2 separate regions of the Mus musculus genome follow, and region 2 is linked to region 1. Evidence: chromatin loops called from intact Hi-C (ENCODE). Cell type or tissue: gastrocnemius. All regions are shown on one strand.

Evidence for each region. Peaks named below come from ENCODE experiments on the same cell type or tissue, not always from the same donor. Only the 100,000 strongest peaks of a DNase experiment are listed, where the experiment ranks them.
Region 2: it touches region 1 in a loop (4-fold over the local background); 8 of 42 quality-filtered maps call a loop at or near these places.

The regions. Positions count from the first base shown.
Region 1 is chr17:8,611,142-8,619,141 of GRCm38, forward strand. It overlaps a transcript of Pde10a not described here. Among named protein-coding and RNA genes, the nearest start is that of Gm46585, 120 kb to the right of the region's middle. In gastrocnemius, no CTCF peak of the experiment used is centred here; a DNase peak (open chromatin) is centred at 3,208.
Region 2 is chr17:8,741,472-8,749,471 of GRCm38, forward strand. It overlaps a transcript of Pde10a not described here. Among named protein-coding and RNA genes, the nearest start is that of Gm46585, 10 kb to the left of the region's middle. In gastrocnemius, CTCF peaks have their summits at 4,077 (motif pointing left) and 4,991; no DNase peak of the experiment used is centred here.

The DNA.
Region 1 (8,000 bases):
CCTATCCATAATAGTGCCCAGGATGAGATGCTGCTCACGAGTCAGCCATGTCTGGCCTTCTCTAGCCTCTCTCTGCCCTTCAGATTGCTTGGCCCATCCGTGAGGTCTCTTGACTTTATGGCACACAGGAATCTGGGCCACTTGAGTGACACAAGACATACTCAGGGTGCCTAGGGAAGGAAATCCTTGGATGATTTTTAGATGCGCGGGAGATTTTTTCAATAGCAGGAAAGCATGTTTCTGAGTCCACATGGAAGAACTTTTTTGTTTCTCTCCTTTGCTAATTGCACCTCCCTCAGTAGGGTTGCAGAGGTAGGCAGGTGGACAGCGGAGCCTATGTAGTCAGTGTTACAGTTGGTGCAAAGAGAATCCAGCCCAGGCCTCCGCTGTCATTGTGAAGGCTGCTTAAACTGTGGTTCTTGGAGCACAATTCCCCAGTTCTAATTGTGTCTCCACCTTCTGGAACAGCAAAGGTGGCATGTTCAGTCACACGCTGCCACCATGATGCTGCTTCTTTGTCTCTCACATGGAGAAGCCCACACTAAGCTCAGTGTCTGGCTCTCATAGTGATATGGGCAGGTGGGAACGAGAGAGGCGGTGATGGGGAGGTGGGAACAAGAGAGGTGGTGATGGGGAGGGAACAAAGAGGAAGGACCAGAATTTGTTTCCTGACATGGACAACACGAGAATGAACCAACCCCTGATCTCGGTGATCCTGAGTGACTACTCTCCTTTTCCTGAAGACATGGATAACAGGCCACAGTGACCTATGGTTCCCCAAACACACTGCTGGGTGCCAGAACCTACTGAGCACGATTTAAAAGCACCTATGCGTGATATAGTCAGCCTGATGTTATTTTGTTTGGTTCTGGAGACAAACCACCCTATCACTGTCTGCTAACCTGAGCCACACAGCTCAGTGACCAGGCACATCTGGTCACTACTACACCAGAGCCAGCTCAGGCAGCCCCAGCACCAGATGGTCTTGGTTTGAACTCTCTAGGGAGGTGGGACTTTACCTCTGGGGGGAAATGTGGTGCAAGAAGGGAGGCCACTGTGCATTCTGACTTGGAGTGTGCACATCCCATAACTGCTGCAGAATCTGAATACTTGAAGTAGATGGTATAGCCGGTATCACTCCTCTTATCGATAAGCTGTGTCTCTCAATGGTGATATATCTTTGAAAGAAATGTCTTGTTTGTCTAGAATGTATGCACTTTTTCCTTCTCCTCTTTGAGAAAACAGACAGTCTGGTCTCAAACTTGCTACAGAGCTAAGGATAAATTCGAACTTCTCATTCTCCTGCCTCTACCTTCCAAGTGCTGGACTACAGGCCTGGGTTGCTATGTTCCGGCTGAGGGCAGGACTTGGAGCAAGTGGATGCAGGAGCAGGGAGACAAACAGACCCCCTTTTGGTAAAGCCCTAATGAAATAGTTTCCTCTCAAATGTTAGATGTGGTATATGATCCCCCAAAAGGATTAGGAAAAGATGGTTAAGGAAGATTATTTCCAATAGAACCTATAAACAAGCAGAATAGGGTATCGGAAATTTTAATTAAGGCCATTGCAGAACAGTTGACCTTATAACCTGAAGGTCTGATGGAGGTCTGGGTGGAGCAATAGCCCCTAACCCAAGAAAAACATCCAGGTGGCAGAAGTTCTAGTTCAAGAGCAGTTAGATGTGGGCCATAATGAACCTGCAACAAGTCCTTGGAATACCCCAATTTTTATTATTAAGAAAAAAAAAAACCAGAAAATGGAGACTGTTCTAGGACCTCAGAAAAATGTATCATACTATGGAAACCACAAAAGCCCTTCAGCCTGGTGTCCCTTCTCCTGCTATAATCCCCAAAGGATGTAATATAATAGTTGTTGATTTGAAAGACTGTTTTTTTTTTCTCAAATCCTCTGTCTCATGCTTACTAATAACTTCATTAATGATCTAAACATATATCGAAGTAATAAGCTCTAAGAAAGACTTGCTTTTCTGCATAACAGTTTTTCCAGGGAACTTCCATTAATTTCACTCCTGTTTGCACTAGCGTTTGTGATCCCAGTTCTAGCTTTCAGAGCGAGGCCTTTAACAGTGAGAAATACAAGTATAAGCAAAAGGTGTGTAGCAAATTTCCACTAAGAGCAGTGGAGAGTCAGTCCAGGTTGTCCAAGCCCAGGAACAGCATCAAACAGTGCCTTTATGATGCTTGGCACTGCCACATTTTATGTGGTACTGGGGGCCAAACCCAAGGCTTCATGCATGCTGGGTAAGCACTCTGCTGAGCTGTGTTTGCAGTCCCCATAGTATGCATTTCAGGAACACACCTGTCTGAAGGCTTAATTAACTTCAAGTAAGCTACCTTTCCTTTCTGCCTGCTGCAATCATAGAGGTCTTGCAAAAACAGTCCAAATATCACTTTCCCGAGCGATGAAACCTTCCTAGTTTTTGGCCCCCAGATAGTGTCCTCAGAGGCCACAAAGCTCACCTTGCCCGGGCACCCCTGGGATTGGGAGCCCCCATTAACCTGTGGCAGGCACCAAGTGTTCAGTTATCAGCCCGTTGCACGTCTGATAGAGAGCACTTGTGGAGGTGGGTAGCTGGGAGCCCGTGTTCCAATGAGAAGATCTCTTTGCTGAGATGGGGTGGACTCATGTGGTTCCAAGTCAACAAGTATGGGACAGTTTGCGGAAGAGCATCAGTGAGAGTGTATGCAGACCTGATGAGTGCCAATGTAGTATGGCCATGGCTGCAGCCCCATCTCCATGTGCAGGGGTGATGGCTGGGTAGGTGAGCGCAGAGATACAGACAAGATGTCACCTCTTCTAAATAAATACAAGTTTTCTTTCTACTGTTTCTTTTCATCTACCTGCTCACTCTCTTTCTGCCCCAGCACATATGCATGCACACACATAGAAAGACAGATGACTCCTCTCGCCTGAGCACAGACTCTATGCTCTCATGTGACAGCATAGCCCCTACTTTACCATTTAGGGCTGGCAGTGCCCAGGTTTACTGGAAACCAGAAGATGTTTAGAATCGTGAAAAGCAAACTTGAACCTTTTAAAAACAGTTTCGACAGTTGAAAATGAGCTTGAGGGCAGGCTCTGTCTGTGGCCGAGCACTCTAAAATATTCTGCCTTTTGAGAAGGGAGCTGCTGGGTACAGCCAGCCTTGCAGTTCTGATGCCACTATTTACCGTGCCACTTCCAGTAATGACCAGCAGGGGGCACCCACTACTCAGAACTATAACCTCCATGTCCTTCCAGTTTGGATGAAGAAAAAAACAAAGCAGATCACACTACAAATTTGTTTTTAGGGCACACACTATATATGGGGAGGCTCAGTAACTTCGATGCTAGTTAATGTGTATAACTAGCTATAATCCTCCTACAAAGACACTCCTGGATCAAATTAGAATGATCTATGTCCTTGTTTTTTTGGGCTATTGCCCACATTCAGGGAATTTAGAAGGCCAAGGATTCTCATAAGGCAATTCCTGCTCTTGTGCTGTGGTGCTGTGCGGGCCGAATGTGTTGGGCAGACATGCCTGTGTTTCTCCAGTATTTCCAGCGGTACCAGAGTCCCATCTTCCCCACTACAGCCTATCCTCAGAGCCAAGAAAGCAGAACACAACATCATCGAGCAATGCGCAGGTGCTCAACACAGACACTCTCGGGTGCCTTTGTAACACTTCCTGTGACTAAATGGGAAGCTGGCACAACGATCTCATGGGACCCACCGAGTCATAACAAGTACTGGAAAGCAATATCGTTGTGTCTTGGGAATGAATATCCCTTGGACCAGTCCCTTTACCGCAACACCTGTGACCAGCATTCAGACCCAAGTGCCAGACAGACTCAAGTGCTCAGAAAGGAGCAATACTGATCTTCGTTGTCGGTATTTGTGGCCCAGGATAAATCTCAGGCTTTTAAGAAAAAAGTCAACATTTTGCAGACTTAAACCACTCACTGTGAACTTGATTTTTGCAATGTTTAACAACACAGAGCACCCATGACACAGTTGGGAGTGGTGTCCCTGAGTGACATTTTATGTTGTGTGCTTTAAGAGCCAGGACATCCCAGAGACTCACATGTGACCTACACATTGGAGATGCGGAAACCTTCTGTTAGGCAAGGATGGTTTCTGACTCCCCCTCATTCATCTGCTACAAAGCTGCCACCGACGGACTCCAGGTCCCATTGAAGAATTCCCACAATTCCATCTCCTAGCCATGTGACTGCGTGAAGCCAGGTTGCTCTCATGAGCCCCAGAAAGCAGCAGATCTCTCCAGAAGGGGAGCTAGGGTCTATATGAAGACCCTCTAGCGTCAAATAAAGCCACACAGCTAAGAGATTTTCAAAATGTCAAATGTAAAACAAGGCTGCTCTTTCACAGCATTGCTCTCCATGGTAACATGTTACATATATTAACACACAACAGCTCTTTCCCCTGCTATTTTAAATGTACTGATAAGTAATTATAAATTTTGTTAGTGTTAATTTCTTAGAAGAGTAATATTGAGCTGTGCCACAATACCCAGAGTGGATCCTATGCCACAGCGCTCCATACCCAAATACCGCCAGGAAAGAGCTGGTCTCCCAGGAGTGTGGGCACGCCTGTGAGCACAGGCACTTCTGCTCAGAGGGACCCGCCTGGAACCATCAGGACACAGGAACCGAGGAGTAGCCTTGGACAGGATTCTTCCGGTTTCCATCTGCACCTGGAACTGACCCTGTGCCACAGTTCTCCATACCCAAATTCCTCCTTGAGAGAACTGGTCTCCCAGGAATACAGACTTGCACGAGGAACAAGCCATAACCAGAGACAGCCAAACGAGCTAACACCAGAGATAACCAGATGGTGAGAGGCAAGTGCAAGAATAAAAGCAACAGAAACCAAGGCTACTTGGCATCATCAGAACCCAGTTCTCCCATCATAGCAAGCCCCGGATACCCCAACACACCAGAAAAGCAAGACTCTGATTTAAAATCACATCTCATGATGATGATAGGGGACTTTAAGAAGGACATAAATAACTCCCTTAAAGAAATACAGGAGAACACAGATAAACAGCTAGAAGCCCTTAAAGATGAAACACAAAAATCCCTTAAAGAATTACAGGAAAACACAACTAAACAGGTGAAGGAATTGAAGAAAACCATCCAGGATATAAAAATGGAAATAGAAACAATAAAGACATCACAAAGAGAGACAACACGGGAGATAGAAAACCTAGGAAAGAGATCAAGATGCAAGCATCACCAACAGAACACAAGAGATAGAAGAGAGACTCTCAGGTGCAGAAGATACCATAGAAAACATTGACACAAGATTCAAAGAAAATGCAAAATGCAAAAATCTCCTAACCCAAAACATCCAGGAAATCCAGGACACAATGAGAAGACTAAACCTAAGGATAATAAGTATAGAAGAGAGTGAAGATTCCCAACTTAAAGGGCCAGTAAATATCTTCAACAAAATTATAGAAAAAATTCCCTAACTTAAAGAAAGATATGCCCATGAACATCCAAGAAGCCTACAGAACTCCAAATAGATTGGACAAGAAAATAAATCCCTCCCATTACATAATAGTCAAAACACCAAATGCACTAAATAAAGATAGAATATTAAAAGCAGTAAGGGAAAAAGGTCAAGTAACATATAAAGGCAGACCTATCAGAATTACCACAGAGTATTCACCAGAGACTATGAAAGCTAAGAGATCCTGAGCAGGTATCATACAGACCCTAAGAGAACACAAGTGCCAGTCCAGGCTACTATACCCAGCAAAACTCTCAATTACCATAGATGGAGAAAACTAGATATTCCATGAAAAAAAAAACAAACAAATTTACATAATATCTTTCCACAAATCCAGTACTACATAGGTTAATAGATGGAAAACACCAACACAAGGAGGGAAACTACACCCTAGAAAAAGCAAGAAAGTAATCTTCTTTCAACAAAACCAAAAGAAGATAGCTACACAAACATAAAAATATCATCAAAAATAATGGGAAGCAACAATCACTATTCATTAATATCCCTTAATATCAATGGACTCAATTCCCCAATTACAAAATATAGACTAACAGACTGAATACATAAACAGGACCCAGCATTTTGCTACATACAGGAAACTTACCTCAGTGTCAAAGACAGACACTACCTCAGAGTAAAGGGCTGGAAAACAATTTTCCAAGTAGATGGTCCCAAGAAACAAGCTGGAGTGGCCATTCTAATATCGAATAAAATCAACTTTCAACCAAAAGTTATAAAAAAGGATAGGAAGGACACTTCATGCTCATCAAAGGAAAAAATCTACCATGAAGAACTCAATTCTGAATATCTATGCTCCAAACGCAAGGGCACCCACATATGTAAAAGAAACTCTATTAAAGCTCAAAGCACACATTGCACCTCATACAATAATATTGGAGACTTCAACACCCCACTCTCATCAATGGACAGATCATGGAAATACAAACTAAACAAAATCAGAAATTAAAAGCGAGATGTAACAACAGAAACTGGGGAGATGCCAAAAATCACCAGATCCTACTACAAAAGCCTATATTCAATGAAACTGGAAAATCTAGATGAAATGGAAAATTTTCTAGACAGATACCAAATACTAAAGTTAAATCCAGATCAGATAAACCCTCTAAACAGTCCCATAACCCCTAAAGAAGTAGAAGCAGTCATTAAAATCTCCCAACAACAAAAAAAGCCCAGGACCAGAAGGTTTTAGTGCAGAATTCTATCAGACCTTCAGAGAAGACCTAATACGAACACTCTTCAAACGATTCCACAAACTAGAAAGAAAAGAAACACTACCAAATTCATCCTATGAAGCCACTGTGATGCAGATACCAAAACCACACAAAGACCCAACAAAGAAAGAGAACCTCAGACCAATTTCCCTTATGAATATTGACGCAAAAATACTCCATAAACTTCTCTCAAACCGAACCCAAGAACACCTCCAAATGATCATTCACCATGATCACGCTGTACTACATAGCAATAGTGATTAAAAACTGCATGGTATTGGTATGGTGACAGGCAGGTAGATCAATGGAATAGAATTAAAGAGCCAGAAATGATCCCACACACCTACAGGCACTTGATCTTTGACAAAGGAGCTAAAACCATCCAGTGGAAAAAAGACACCATTTTCAACAAATGGTGCTAGTTCAACTGGCAGTCAACAAGTAGAAGAATGCAAATTGATCCATTCTTATCTCCTTGTATAAAGCTCAAGTCCAAGTGGATCAAGGACCTCCACATAAAACCAGATACACTTAATCTAATAGAAAGTGGGGGAAAGTCTTGAACACATGGGTACAGGGGGAAAGTTCCTGAACAAAACACTGATGGCTTATGCTCTAAGATCAAGAATCAACAAATGGAACCTCATAAAATTGCAAAGTTTCTGTAAGGCAAAGGACACGTTCAATAGAACAAAACGGCAACTAACAGATTAAGAAAAGATATTTACCAATTCTATATCTGATAGAGGGCTAATATCAATATATATAAAGAATTCAAGAAGTTAGACTCCAGAGAACCAAATAACCCTATTAAAAAATGGGGAACAGAGCTAAACAGAATTCTAAACTAAGGAAACTCAAAGGGCTGAGAAACACCGAAAGAAATGTTCAACATCCTCAGTCATCAGGGAAATGCAAATCAAAACAACCTTGAGATTCCACCTCACACCAGTCAGAATGGCTAAGATCAAAAACTTAGGTGACAGCAGATACTGGTGAAGATGTGGAGAAAGAGGAACACTCCTCCATTGTTGGTGGGGTTGCAAGCTTGTACAACCACTCTGGAACTCAGTCTGGTGACTGAGGACCCAGCTATACCACTCCTGGGCATATACCCAGAAGATGCTCTAACATATAACAACGACACATGCTCCACCATGTTCACAGCAGCCATATTTATAGTAATCAGAAGCTGGAAACAACCCAGATGTCCCTCAAGAGAGGAATGGATA
Region 2 (8,000 bases), 130 kb after region 1:
GAACAGAGTTGAAGGTGGCTCCTTCAAACCACAGTGCTTTCTTGTCTGGTAGCCTTTGGGGTGGGGGAATAATAGGTTGGTTAGATTTCTAGATTCTTGCTATCCTCTCTAATTCCTTGAAATTTTCTCTTTTTATGCCTGTGTGTCTGTCCATCTGATCTCTTACTGGCTGTTGTTCTCTGGAAACCCTGACTGGTATAGAATCCGAGAGGACCAAGAGCTCCTTAGCCTGCTAGGAGCTTTGTTTCTAACATTCTCCCACATTTTGCTGACCTGGAACCATCTCTCTTATCGTGTCTTTTAGTCTGCCTCCACTACCCCTTGTTGCCTCCTCTGGTGTTCATGAAGAATGTTCTCCTTTTGTTTGGCATGTATCTAATGCATCTTCCCCGTTTTATCTCCTTTTCTACAGCTGGATCCTGAAAAATCCTCTGTTCAGCCTTCGAGTTTTCTAATTGTTTCTTATGAGCTTCCTCTTAGGTGCTGGATTAAAAAATTATCCACTAACTATAATTTTTAAAATTTATTTCTAACGGCTGATTTTTGATTTCTCATCAACCCTGCATACCCTTTGGCTATGATTTTGAATGACATTTATCTAAGACGTTCAAATATCCTTATTGGGGCTTCATTTTGGCTGAGTTCTGCTATTTGGGGCAGGCTGATCCTATTTACTCTGTGTGCAAATTCAAGCATGATTTCAACTCCAGGTTGGTTTTGTCTCTGACATCACTCCCTGTGAAGAGAGGGGCATGCCCGTCCTTGTGGGGTCCCTCCAGATAAACCCACTTGTTCATCTCAGGCAGCCTCTGGGACACCCCTCCTGGAGCTTTTTAACTTCCTAGCATATGGTTCCAGCACCAGGCAGTTACAGATGGGCTTAGATCACAGACCCATGCTGGGTTACGGATACTGTGTGTTTATTGCCCAAGTTAGTGCTTGCACTCAAGAAACCAGAGAGAGATGCCTGTCTTAGCCATCTTTCCTTTTCTGATAGTGGATCCTTCCTGTTTCCTTTCCCACATGCCTGTGGCTCTATCAGAGTTCTAATTCTATGCAGACAACTCAGTTTTATCACCCCATCTCCACACAGTCAAGGAGCCTTCAGCCATATCCACATTTGGACACATTCTTGATGTGTATGAGTCCAATACAACCCAGCAATAACTCATGCTGATGGTGACTGCCTGCCACAGCTGGGTGTTTTTTTTTGGGGGGGGGCAGCTGTCACTTTAGGGCATACCTATATAAAAATAATTTTTCATCTATGGAGCTCACTTGACTACACTGAAAGCTTAGTTCAGGAAGAAGCAATTGTGGGGTGGAGTAAGGAATGAGAAAGAAGTATTATATCTCTGAGACAGGAGAACAGTTGAATTTTCTCCTGTCAAACACCTAGGTGTTTTAATAATCTCAGCCTTTTAAAGTCTCAGACTTTTAAGTTTCCTTACATCTCTGACATGATTTCTCTTTGCAATTCCACCCACTCTGTGCGAGAATAATAACGTGTCGCTGCTCTGTTCTTCTCCTGTGTCTTTTCATCCTAAGAACTCCAAGCACTTTATAGACACTGCCATTTATCCTCACAGTACCCCTGCATAGTGGAATAGATCATTAGTTAGTAGGGGCTTGCATTAAGGACAGAGAAAACCAGTCATCTGGAGTCTGAACATAGAAGGCCAGCCCATGCCACATACACACACACACACACACACACACACACACACACACAGAGTCACATGTTTAGCAGAGAAAAGGGAAGGGTCTTTGCTTTCTCTCCCAGCACAAAGAATCTGTTCCTGGTTCAAAATAATGTATAGTGGAATCACAGTGCCTTCCCAGGTGTTCTACAAGAAAGAGATAGCATATGGCGGGTCCTTTCTTGTTTCTGTTCTCTGTCTCAGGTCTTAGTAGAGATGGCTTTCAGGAGAGTGACCACAGGACTTCCTTGGATCCTTGTGGTGGGAAGGATGCTGGAGTCTTGGGTATCCCAGTACTGATGAAATTAGTTGGGTATGTAGAAGGTACCATCTCTAGACCAACACCGGTTCTATGATAGGTAACTAGCATGCCAGTGAACAGATGCTGGGTGCCAGCGCCTAAGAGCAGGCAGTAGTCTAGCTCTTGTGATGGGGAAATTGTAGCAGGATGGAGCCAGGAGAGGCCAGTGCACACAGTACATAGACCCCGTCATCTGGAGGGAAGTTCTTACGAGTGAGCCGGGGCTCATGGACAGGTGGAAACTCTGCAGCCACTGTTTCTCCTGGGAAACGTAAGTTCCAGCATGGGTCTTGCCAGGCAGAACAGTGCCTGCTTTTCCAGCCCCATCAAATTTGCCTTTTCTGGAAGTGTTCAGAGGTTTAAGATTAGGTGTGCATTAGGTTCTTCAGCAAATATGGGCTCTGCACACTGTTACTGCTAGAATTGAGCTGGCCTTGAATCGAGGTGGGGTTGGTGGGTTAGGGACACAGCTTCAGTGGTGACTCTGCTTAGCATCAACAGGGTCCTAGGAACCATCCCGAGTGCAAACAAAGGGACCAGAATCCATAAGACAGTGTGATTAGCTAGGCTTGGCATAAGGGCCTGTACTGCTTGGACAGGTTTATGTCATGAGTCACCTGGATCAGACCATGTGCCATCATAGTATTTAGACTTCTGGGGTAGAGGAAGAACACGGTCACATGACACTGATGATTTTGGAAGTAAGGTCTGCTCATCTTCAGAGTCAGACACTTGCCTCAGGACCTGTCTGATCTCTGAGTTTCCATTGGCTTCCACCTTCAGGGCGTCTGCAAGAGATTGGAAGAATGCTAGTTGTGTGAAGTCAGCCTAAGCCATAGGAATCCCTTAGTATGAAGTAAGGCAAGGGATGAGGAGCTATTATTGGAACCCAAGGCTAGATCATTGGCTTCTGATGAGCAGACTAGTTTCCATGTGCCTGTCTCACACCCTTCTTGATGGATGCATCTCATTTTTGTCTTTCATGCTCTGAGCTGTCAGCAGAACACTGAGGGTGGTAGGTAACAACTTTAGGGTGCAGTGGTGTCCTGTGGCTTGGCTCTACAGAATTGCCAGTTCTTTCATTTGTGCTTGCAGATTTGTACCATAGATTGGGATGGTGCAGAAATGACCTAGTATCAATGGACTGTATATCTATATCTATAAAATATATACATGTACACATATATATATATACATACAAGTATATATATATATATACACACAAGTATATATATATATATACACATACATATATATAAATATACACACATATATACACACATATATATTATGTTTTAATATTTTGAAAGACATTTTTCCACAAATTTTCCATAAAAAGACAAATTTTCCATAAAAACAATCAGTGTGGTTGCTCATTCATTTGGGCTCAATATTCCTCACCTGATTTTGACATACAGTGCTGGGTTTGATACTCATGTGTGTAATTCTATGTAGTTCTGACCTGTATGGACATCTTCCATTGGCCTTTGAAAGACAACTTGGCTGTGTAGATCATGCTCTGAAGGCTGATGGAGATGATTCCACTATCTCCCAGCATATCAGGTATCTGGGAGTCTGCAGTCAGTCCGATCTTGCCCTTTAAAATACCTGGGGTAGTCTTTTCTTCCTCACAGCCTATGGCTGATATGGTTATACACGAGCAAGTATATCCAAAGTATGTCCTTTATAATATTGGGCTTTTCCAGGGACAGAGCTTCAAGATATTCAAGTATAAGATTTTTTTATGATGTGCTAGAGAGATGGCTCAGTGGTTAAGAGCACTTGTTGCTCTTATAGAGGATCTGGGTTCAGTCGCCGGCACCAACCCAGTGGCTCACAATTATCTGTAACTCTGGTTCCAGGGTATAGGTGGCTTCTGTGGACACCAGGCATGGGCATGGTGCACATATATACATGAAGGCAAAACATCAATACACATAAAGTTAAATAATCTTTAAAAACTAAAGGAAGCTTTATGACTATGATTTCTACTGGCTTAGTGCTGAACCCAAACTTTGGATCCATGTCTATAGGACCCCTGGTCACCCACCAGTGAGATTTGGGCTGCTGCCTCCTTGTGGTAGGAGAGGGAAGATTCTGTTTGTCATTAACATCTTGTCTCTTGAGGGGATAATTTCTAAAACTGATTCCCCACACTCTCTCTCTAAGAAGGTTACTTCAAGTAATTAACATAAATAATTTTGGTTCGTATATGTAAGAAAAAAGGGTAAAAATTGGGCAAAAAAACATCTCTGCTACCTTTGGGAAATTTTTCATTTGAAAAGGGGTTCATGTTCAATTTTACTGAAAAAAAAAAAAGAATAAATAACAGTTTCACCAGAAATACTTAAGGATCATTTTCCTGAATTTATCTTTTAATTATTTTAATTCAAATGACAATTCACCCTCTTTTCATATAAACTAATGACTAAAGCAGGGTCTTAAGATTGGAGCATCCAAGAGGCAACCTCTACCTTAGACCTGTCCTGTGGCTTAAATTTTATGTGGGGAGGTCTTCCTGAAGGCTAAGGATGCCTGCTTGTTTCCTGTACCAGGGATATCCCATCGCTCACTCATGTTGCCAACTTAAATATCTATGACTTAATGTATACTTGACTAAAGTGCTGACATCCAGCATCCCACGCTGGACAGACCCACAGTCATGGCACCAGTGTTTCCTCAAGAGATGCTCTTTGCATCTGGAACGAGCAGGTTGGAACCCAAATATCTTTCTATGACCATCCCTTTCCTCAAAATGTGATGCTTTCCAGTCCGCTCCTCCCAGGAGCACTCAGGCCAGTCCTTGAGTTGGGCCAGTGCAGGGCATCAGGGGGAACCCAGGAAAAGAGAATTGGACAGAGGGTCAGGGGTGAGCTCGTGCATTGGGCTTGTTCTACTCCCAAAGCTGCCGGGCAGGTTGGTGCAGGGGAACCCAGGAGCCTGCAGTGAGCCTGCATGAGGAGTTTCTGCTGGGTTTTCAGATGCCCTGCAGGGGGACACCTTTTACTTCAGGAAGAAGAATTTAAGAGACAGATCCAAGTTCCACTCCTACCCTGTCACTTCACAGATAGTGTGGACAGGGTGTAGGGCGTGAGTGTTGGAGAGGGGATACTTACTTAGACTCTGAGACCTTTTTGCCCCAGTCTTCTGCCAAAATTGTCAAGGTTCAGTGGTCTTCACCTCGACCCAACAAGCTTACGAAACAGTTTTGAGGGTCGGTCTCTTTTAGCTGTTTTGGACAAAAAGCAGCAGGGCTAAATAGAAATGTCGGCTTTTTCTTGGAAACGCGTGCCATTCAAGTCTCATCTCCTCGACAAACACTAGGGGTTTCCTTGCAGTGAACCAAGTGATTGGACAAGATAGCATCTGATCCGTGCTCTGAAGCAACCCCTGCTCTCCCAACAGCCCCTCTGATCCTGAGACCTTGCTGGACCACAGTGGTGTCAGCCGTAGGAACTGAGCTCCCCCTCACTGAGTCCTCTCTGGGGGCTCTGTGCCATTTGGGGGTCAGTCTTCTTTTAGTGGCTCCTTCTTGGACCCAGAGCAATTTCTCAGAGATAGGCAGTATGGAGAACTAGTACCTGGCTGTGTCTCTTTTCTCTCTCTCTGGTCTTCCAAAAGGTCACACTGGTCTGTAGGGAATTCTTGTCCATAATATACTTTAGGTCATTTGAGTTGTCTCCCCTTCAAATTCTGGTACAGGCACCCAAGTGAGAGGCAGGGAAGAAAGGGGTGGCTCCTGTCCCTGCTTACATGGTTCCAAGGAGGAAACCGAAGTTCCCTAAGAAACCTCCTCCACAGGGCTGCTGTGTCCATAGACAGCTCCCAGCTGGCCATCGTGGTGGCTGCTGTGTGGTCAACATGGCTCTGGGCAGATGAGCCATGGAGGGGCAGAGCGAAGATGTTGCACCCAAGGAGCTGGTGGTTGGTGTACAAACCATGTCTGCCATACTCCTTTTTCCTAGGCCTAGGGAAGAAGCCTTGTGCAGAACACCATGGGATGTGTATTCTTGAGTCTGGTTAACATGTCTAGCCACTCATGCCCAGACACCCTGCTGTGTTTGGAGCCCATAAAGGCTTTTCCAATGTGGGCCTCAGTACAGAGATACCCTCTCCCTAAGGGAAGCAAGAGCAGACAACCCTCCTGTGAAATAGTGGTACACATCTCCTTCAGCAAGAGGGAGTCACTGTGAATGTTCTCTGGTGAGCCAAAGAAGCCCTCCGTGAATGTGTTATGAATATGACCTTGTCAGGGATCCCTCTGACCCCTGGTCAGGCTCTTGGCAAAGCCTGCCTTTAGTCCAAGTGCGAATGGTGATGGTGCTTACAGCCTGAGACTGCTCACCTTCAGGGACCTTCTACTGAGATTAGCTGGGCCCTCCCTCTGTGTTATACCTGGTAAGCATTCTGAAGTCCGGGGTTGGTTCAAGGCTGTCCATCTCCACCAGAGAGCACACAACCCACCAGATCCCAGCTCTTCTGTGCATGTGTCTGTCATTTCATCTTTCGTGTACCACCCCTGTCAGGTCAATGCTTGAAGCCTTGCAGGTCACAGCTATGCCTTGTATCATGCTGATCCCTTCAGTGCGGGGAGGGCCAGTCTGTGTGGCAGATGATCCTTAATCCTATGCAAACTCTGAGCACAGGTTACCCTCTTGTCCCTGCAGAAAATGCAGCTAGGGCGACAGGCCAACTGCTGAACCTGTGGTCGGCAGGCAAGATTTCCTTTCCGCTGATGTGGCATAAAATGCTGTTGAGTGAATGATGACTTCTTTCCTCCTCCGTGTGAGAGCCACTCTGCTGTTATTGATACAAATGCCCAAAGAGCTGCCTGTGGGTTATTCAGCCTTCTGTTAGTATAAGGAATGTGGTAGGTAATCGAGTTAGAAAAAGAGAAGGACGTTTGGACTCTTTCCACCCATGGTCAGTTGGCCTGTGGAAATGTCCCATTAGAAGTTCCTGCAAAGCCTCTCAGGTGTGGCCAGAAAGGCAAAGAGAGGGGAGGAAAAGGCTCTGAGGCCTTAATATTCCCTCAAGAGCACACTCCCTGAAGACCTCCCTCAGGCTCCCTCTCAGCACAACACTGGTTGACTCAACACACAGAACCCTTTGGTGAACATTAAGATCCAAAGTACAGTGCTATGCAACTCTTTAAACTAATTCTTCTTTCCCTTAGAAAAACATTTTTTAAAAAATGTTTTTTTCCATGTAATTTTCCCCCAAATTAGTGTTGTTTGGCTTGGGTAGAATGTGTCTTGGTTTACTTTTTCTCTGGCTGTAGAGGGCAGAGAACTCCCAGCATGTTCTACTCTGCCCCCTGTTTTCTTCTGAGAGTAAGGACTTGCAGGAAAGTCACTCTGGGGTGGAACAGTTGAGCTTGCTCTTTCAAGCCCCTGCAACTCATCCCAGGCAGCCCCCAGCACAGTCTAGAAAGCCTTCTCTTCACACAGGAGTGCTCTGCCTTACACACCTGGTGGTAATGTGCTCGCAATCTCGCAGATTATAGTATCTGAGCGCTGCATGCAAGTATCTGAAGGACAGGGTGACTGGACCCTACTCTGATGAAACTACAAAGACCTTGGAGGCCAAGCACTCAAGCCAGCTTCCCCACCTGGCCCTTTTGCATAGCATGAAGCTAGAGAGGACAAATCACAAATGTGGCGTCCTGAGATAGAGAATATGTATCAGTCAACAGCATGTGAAGGGGGTTAAAAATGGTGGCAGCAAGGCAGAGGAGGGGCAGAGAGAAATGGTGAGTTTTCTGATATGTTTATGAGGAATGAAGCTTTAGGATGGTCAAGAGCCAAGGGGCAGTATAAACTTCTAGGATCTGGCCCTCCACCTTTACATCCTGGAGACTTGCAAATCCCAAGATTATGTAGTGTATGAAGAGTATGAAAAGTATGGCTTCTCCCTCCTGTCCTCATCTTGTCTGCCGCTGCTGCAGAGGCACTGGCTTCTGCCTCTGTAGGAAAGATGCTGCTAAAAGATGCTTGACT